2 separate regions of the Homo sapiens genome follow, and region 1 is linked to region 2. Evidence: read pairs that join two places in POLR2A ChIA-PET (ENCODE). Cell type or tissue: PC-9. All regions are shown on one strand. Links, peaks and the distances in the headings refer to the core of each region. The heading gives the core; the rest is flanking DNA. Region 1 has its middle 100 kb from the start of FAM53A. Region 2 overlaps FAM53A (family with sequence similarity 53 member A).

The links. Peaks named below come from ENCODE experiments on the same cell type or tissue, not always from the same donor. Only the 100,000 strongest peaks of a DNase experiment are listed, where the experiment ranks them.
Region 1: POLR2A ChIA-PET joins it to region 2 with 21 read pairs; 2 of 35 experiments call an interaction of 5 or more read pairs at or near these places.

What each region holds. Positions count from the first base shown.
Region 1 is chr4:1,580,063-1,582,955 of GRCh38, reverse strand. It overlaps a transcript of FAM53A not described here. Among named protein-coding and RNA genes, the nearest start is that of FAM53A, 100 kb to the left of the region's middle. RefSeq lists silencers at 1,592-1,751, 1,568-1,794, 2,168-2,377, 2,558-2,617. In PC-9, for the core only: no CTCF peak of the experiment used is centred there; DNase peaks (open chromatin) are centred at 1,645 and 2,275; H3K4me3 peaks cover 313 bases.
Region 2 is chr4:1,641,905-1,644,797 of GRCh38, reverse strand. All of the region lies in intron 4 of FAM53A (family with sequence similarity 53 member A), which reads left to right. Among named protein-coding and RNA genes, the nearest start is that of FAM53A, 41 kb to the left of the region's middle. In PC-9, for the core only: no CTCF peak of the experiment used is centred there; no DNase peak of the experiment used is centred there; H3K27me3 peaks cover 209 bases.

The sequences.
Region 1 (2,893 bases), core at 146-2,645, 62 kb after region 2:
CTCATCCAGGCTGATCCCTTCATCTGGGACCTAGAAATCCAATCCCAAGGTTTTTCTCTGGATCCTGCCTATATATGTAGCTATTTTTTGTTTTGCTTTAGTTGAGACAGGGTCTCACTCTGTTGCCCATGTTGGAGTGCAGTGGGGAACATAGTTCATGGCAGACTCGACCTCCTGGGCTCCAGTGATCCTCCTGTCTCACCCTCTCTAGTAGCTAGGACTACAGATGTGCGCCACCACACACCTGGCTAATTTTTGTTTTTGTAGAGATGGGGTCTCACCATTTTGCCCAGGCTGGTCTTGAACTCCTGGGCTCAAGAGCTCCTCCCGCCTCGGCCTCCCAAAGTGCTGAGATCGCAGGCGGGAGAGGACTGATCTCGGGCTGGGTGGCTCTCTGAGGCCAAGGTCAGCCTCCAAATGGGGTCTCAGCCAGGGCCGCCAGCCTCCTCCTGGTCTTCCCAGCCTGGGTGCAGGGTGCAGGGCCTCCCGTCCACTCTCTCTTGGGTCTGTGTAGGTGGCATACATGGCACTGGCTCACTCCCTGCCCTTCTGGTCTTTCCCCGCGGGGTGGTGGTGACGTCCGTGGCAGGGAGGGGAGTGTCGTTCAGCTGGGTCCAGGAGGAACGCCGTGGACTCTGTCCAGCCCTGCTAGGCAGCATGCCCTGATGGCCGTGGCCTGGCTGGAGTATAGGTCACAGAGCATCTGCCCTGCCACACTGCCCCCACGGCAGGGACCCTTCTTATCATATCAGTAGTAAACGCTGAAACGTGACATGAGAATGGCGTCTCCTTGCTGTCCTAAAGCTCATTTCTTGGATTGCTGACAAGGTTCGGCTGTTTGCCATGTGCTGCCTTCAAGTAGTCAAGGAGCTCTGTGTGGCTGATGTAAAGAAATTTTGGGTGGGGAGTGATGGCTCACACCTGTAATCCCAGCACTTTGGGAGGCCAAGGCAGGAGGATCACTTGAGCTCAGGAGTTGGAGGAGGCTGCAGTGAGCTGTGATCACACCACTGCACTCACACCCAGATGACAGAGCAAGACCCTATATCAAAAAAAAAAAATGCTGGGCATGGTGGCTCAAGCCTGTAATCCCAGCACTTTGGGAGGATGAGGAGGGCAGATCACCTGAGGTCAGGAGTTCGAGACCAGCCAGGGCAACATGGAGAAACCCTGTCTCTACTAAAAATATAAAAATTAGCTGGGTATGGTGGCGGGTGCCTGTAATCCCAGTTACTTGGGAGCCTGGGCAGGAGAATTGCTTGAACCCAGAGGCAGAGGTCGCAGTGAGCCAAGACTGCCCCATTGCACTCCAGCCTGGGCGACAAGAGCAAAGCTCTGTCTTAAAAACAAAACAAAACAAAAAAAGATATTTGGCCTGCTTAGAAACACATACATGTCTTAAAAGTCTAATTGGGTTTTGCCAGTAATATTCCAGATATGCAGGACCACGAGGAAGAGAAAATTCAGGTAACAGTTAAATATTTAAGAAAATGACCGATTTCTAGAACATTTGGAGAAAATTGGAAACTCAAAATTGGTTTTGTCTTTAACTTCTACTTCTGTAAGGGAGGGGACATTATGATGAAAGTCTGGTCTGAGCAACTGTGGCATGCAAGACCACAGGAGGCGAGGCCAGGGTGAGGGGCGGGGCCTGGGCCGCAGGCGGGGCCCTGAGCAGAGGTGGGGCTCTGAGTGGGAAGCGGGGCCCTGAGTGGAGGCGGGACCTGGGTGAGAGGCGGTGCCTGGGTGGGAGGCGGGGCCCTGAGTGGGAGCCGTGGCCCAGGTTAGAGGGGGGGCCTGGGTGGGAGGCGGGGCCCTGAGTGGAGGCGGGGCCTGGGTGAGAGGCGGTGCCTGGGTGGGAGGCGGGGCCCTGAGTGGGAGCCGTGGCCCAGGTTAGAGGGGGGGCCTGGGTGGGAGGCGGGGCCCTGAGTGGAGGCGGGGCCTGGGTGAGAGGCGGTGCCTGGGTGGGAGGCGGGGCCCTGAGTGGGAGCCGTGGCCCAGGTTAGAGGGGGGGCCTGGGTGGGAGGCGGGGCCCTGAGTGGAGGCGGGGCCTGGGTGAGAGGCGGTGCCTGGGTGGGAGGCGGGGCCCTGAGTGGGAGCCGTGGCCCAGGTTAGAGGGGGGGACCTGGGTGGGAGGCGGGGCCTTGAGTGGGAGGCGGGGCCTGGGTGGGAGGCGGGGCCTTGAGTGGGAGGCGGGGACCTGGACGGGAGGCAGGACCTGGGAGGGAGGGAGGGCTCGGGCAGGAGGCGGGTCCCTGAGCGGGAGGCAGGGTCCTCAGTGGGAGGCGTGGCCTGGGCGGGAGGCGGGGCCCTGAGTTGGGGGCAGGGCCTGGGCAGGAGGCAGGGCCTAGGCGGGAGGTGGGGCCCGAGGTAGGAGGCGGGGCCTAGGGCGGGAGGTGGGGCCCGGCTCCCTGAGTGGAGGCGGGGTCCGGGCGGGAGGCGGGTGGGGTCTGGGGCTCCGTGCACCCCGCGCCGGGGATGCTTTCTCCCTAGCTTGTTGCGCCGTCCGGTTCTGCCCCAGCCTTAGATCTCAGCTCTGAGCTGCCCTCACATCCCTGCAGATCTTTTCTGGCCACACTGGTGGCCCGCGGGGTATGGCTGCTTCCGTCTCGCGGCGTTGGCCTCCCTGACTGGCCGCCGGTGTAGGGCGCCGTGGGCGGGGTCCCTGGGGCGAGGCTGCCTGGCCTCCGCGGTTGGTTCGGCGGCCGCGGGGCTGCAGCTCCCGGCTCGCACTCCATCATCGACGGATGACAGCGGGAACGGTGGGAGTTCATTACAGGGACCATGAATTGTTGGAGGTAATTTAGATTACAATTTAAAGTTTAATTTAAAAATCTATCAACAAATGTGAAAGTACTGGAGGAACATTTTAAAATGCACTTTAATCTCACCA
Region 2 (2,893 bases), core at 252-2,751:
GAGGCCCTCCAGCTGTCAGCTGGGGTCCGTGCACCCCCCAGACTGCCTGGAGGGCTTCGCACACAGTTTGAAAGGCCTCTGCGCTTTGGAGCCCAATTTGGAACTTGAAGGCTTGACCTTTGTGTTTTGGACAACTGTTTTGTGTTTAACCTCAGATGGAAGTGACCATCCAACCAGAGTGATGGTAGCAGGAGCTGGGACGGAGCCCCGGGGCTGGCGCCCAGGGACAGGGGGCGCGAGGCGGATGGGTGGCGCAGTCCAGGCCAGCATCGGCCCCGTGGGCCTCGGTTTCCACCGTCTCTACAGCGTGGGTGGCCCCTTCAGTTCCGTGTGGCCTTCGCTAGCGCTGTTGGGCGCTGAGCTGTACAGCTGCCGTGTCTGTGGGCAGAAGTTTTTTCTCCTGCACCGACTGTGTCGTCCAGAGGCGTTCAGAGCCTGCTGTTTTCACGCTCTAGCCGCACAGCTGTGCCCGCGAGTGCGAGTCCCGCGTCCGAGGCCTCGGCGTGAGCTTACAGCATCTGTCGGGTCCGAGCAGTCAGTCCAGAGGGTCGACTCTGAATGAAAACAAAACGCCGTGGTTTGAAATGGAAGGAAACCTGGCCCCTGAAGGTGCGTAGCGTCCCCGCCACCCCGGTGCGTGTGTAGTGCAGCCTGGTGGTGCTGTGGATTGGAGGCCATCCTGTGTGGGCAGCACGGCAGCCAGAGTCTGCAAGGTCACGGGTGACACCAGACCGAGCTGGTGAGACCCGGACCTCCACGCCATCCAGCAGGGGCCCAGCAGACCAGCCACATCCTCATGCCGGGCCTGGGGCTTGTACGGACAAGTGATGTCCATGGGCAAATTCACTTTGATTTGAATGAAAAATAAGTTATGCATCCCTATTTTGTGACCAAAACATGTGGCCAGTTGTATCTTTAAAGATTTGAGTGGGGCTGGGCGTGGTGGCTCATGCTTGTAATCCCAGCACTTTGGGAGGCTGAGGCGGGAGGATTGTTTGAGCCCAGGAGTTTGAGACCAGCCTGGTCAACAAAGCGAGACCCCATCGCTACAGAAAATACAAAAATTAGACCGGCATGATGGTATGTACCTGTTGTCTCAGCCACTTGAGAGGCTGAGGTGGGAGAATTGCTTGAGCCCGGGAGGTCGAGGCTGCAGTGAGCTATGATTGCACCTCTGCACTCCAGCCTGGGAAACAGAGCAAGACCCTGTCTCAAAAAAAAAAAAAAAAATTATTCTTTAGAATTTTACTTCTCAGTGATTCACTTTTTATAGTAGAACCACAAAGACAGAAAATATGTCAATTCGTCTTTTGTCTATTTATTTATTTTTTTGAGACAGAGTCTCACTCTGTCTCCCAGGCTGGAGTGCAGTGGCCCAATCTCGGCTCACTGCAAGCTCCGCCTCCCGGGTTCACGCCATTCTCCTGCCTCAGCCTCCCGAGTAGCTGGGACTACAGGCGCCCGCCACCACGCCTGGTTAATTTTTTGTATTTTTAGTAGAGACGGGGCTTCACCGTGTTAGCCAGGATGGTCTTGATCTCCTGACCTCGTGATCCGCCCGCCCCGGCCTCCCAAAGTGCTGGGATTACAGGTGTGAGCCACCATGCCTGGCGTCAATTTGTCTTTTAGAGCCCAATAATATCCTTAGAAAAAAGGAGCTCTGTCCCCGAGGGCCATGTGCTTTTATAAAAATCAGTCGCTGGAAGTGTTTCCAGGAAGTGTTTGAGGTTCCCGTCTGTGGGGTGTTTCCTTGCTCTGGACGAAGGTGATTTGGGGAGTTTCTTGGGTCCTGTGGAATTGGTGAGCTTGTGCTCTAGGTCATAACTTTAGGTGGCCGAGGGTGCTGTGTCAGTGTGGCCTTGTCATCGGCATCATGGCGCCCCTGTGCCCTGCAGGCGTGGCCAGTGGCACCCACGTGCCCTCACAAGCCTGAGCCACGAGGTGAGGCGTCTGAAGCCAGCGTGGTGTGGTCGAGGAGGGGAGCCTTGACCCTGAGGAGGCCTGGAGGTGACCCGGCAGGTGGGGCTGGGTAGGAAGGCTGCTCCCAGTGGCAGTGGACGAGTGGCATGGACGGCGCTGGGCACCACAGACGGGGGACTTGAGGCAAGGACTGGGAGGTGGCGGGGGGTGGGGGCCCGGGAGTGCTGAGGGGCTGGTGCCCTGGTCGTGGCCATGGACTCGTGCCCCAGCTGGACACACCTGCTGGGTCTCAGGGCCCTGGAGACGCCCAAGAGAGCACGCCTGGGTGGATGGAGACTGTTTGCAGCTCAGAGTGCTCTGGTTGGGGGGTGCAGCCTGGGGGGACCCCCTATTCCTAACAGGCCTTGGGAAGGGAGGCTACTGAGTGAGATATAGCCGGGGGGCAGAGTGAGAAGGGGGTGGTGGCGGCACCTCCGGAGGGCAGAGGGAGGGCCGGAGCCTGGCACTCAGGGACCTGCTGTGGACAGGCCTGGGCGTGGCATGGGGGTACTGGAAGCTACTCGCCTGGGATGAGGGCGGGCCTTGCCCAGGGGAGACCCCTGTGTGTGCACCTGTTTGTCGCACGTATTTTGAGATGAGAAGGATTTGCATGTGTTTCTATTAGAGTAACTATTAGGGGAGGAGGTGCAAGGACAGAGAAGGTGGGAGCTGCGTCTGGTGGGCCCCTGAGGACACCGACGAGGTGGGGTTCCAGGGGCCTTATGGGGGCAGGTGGAGGAGAGACAGAGCCACCACAGGGCCTCAGAGGTGGCTGTGAGGTGCTTGCTGAGAGCGGCCCTGGGTGGGGCTGTTGTCAGAAGTGGAGGCACAAGGCACCCTCTCTGGACAGGCCACCTGCCAAGGACAAGACTGGGATAAGGCTGTCACCTGTGAGCCCTGGGCATCTTGGGGCTTGCTTAGGTGTCAGGTGCCC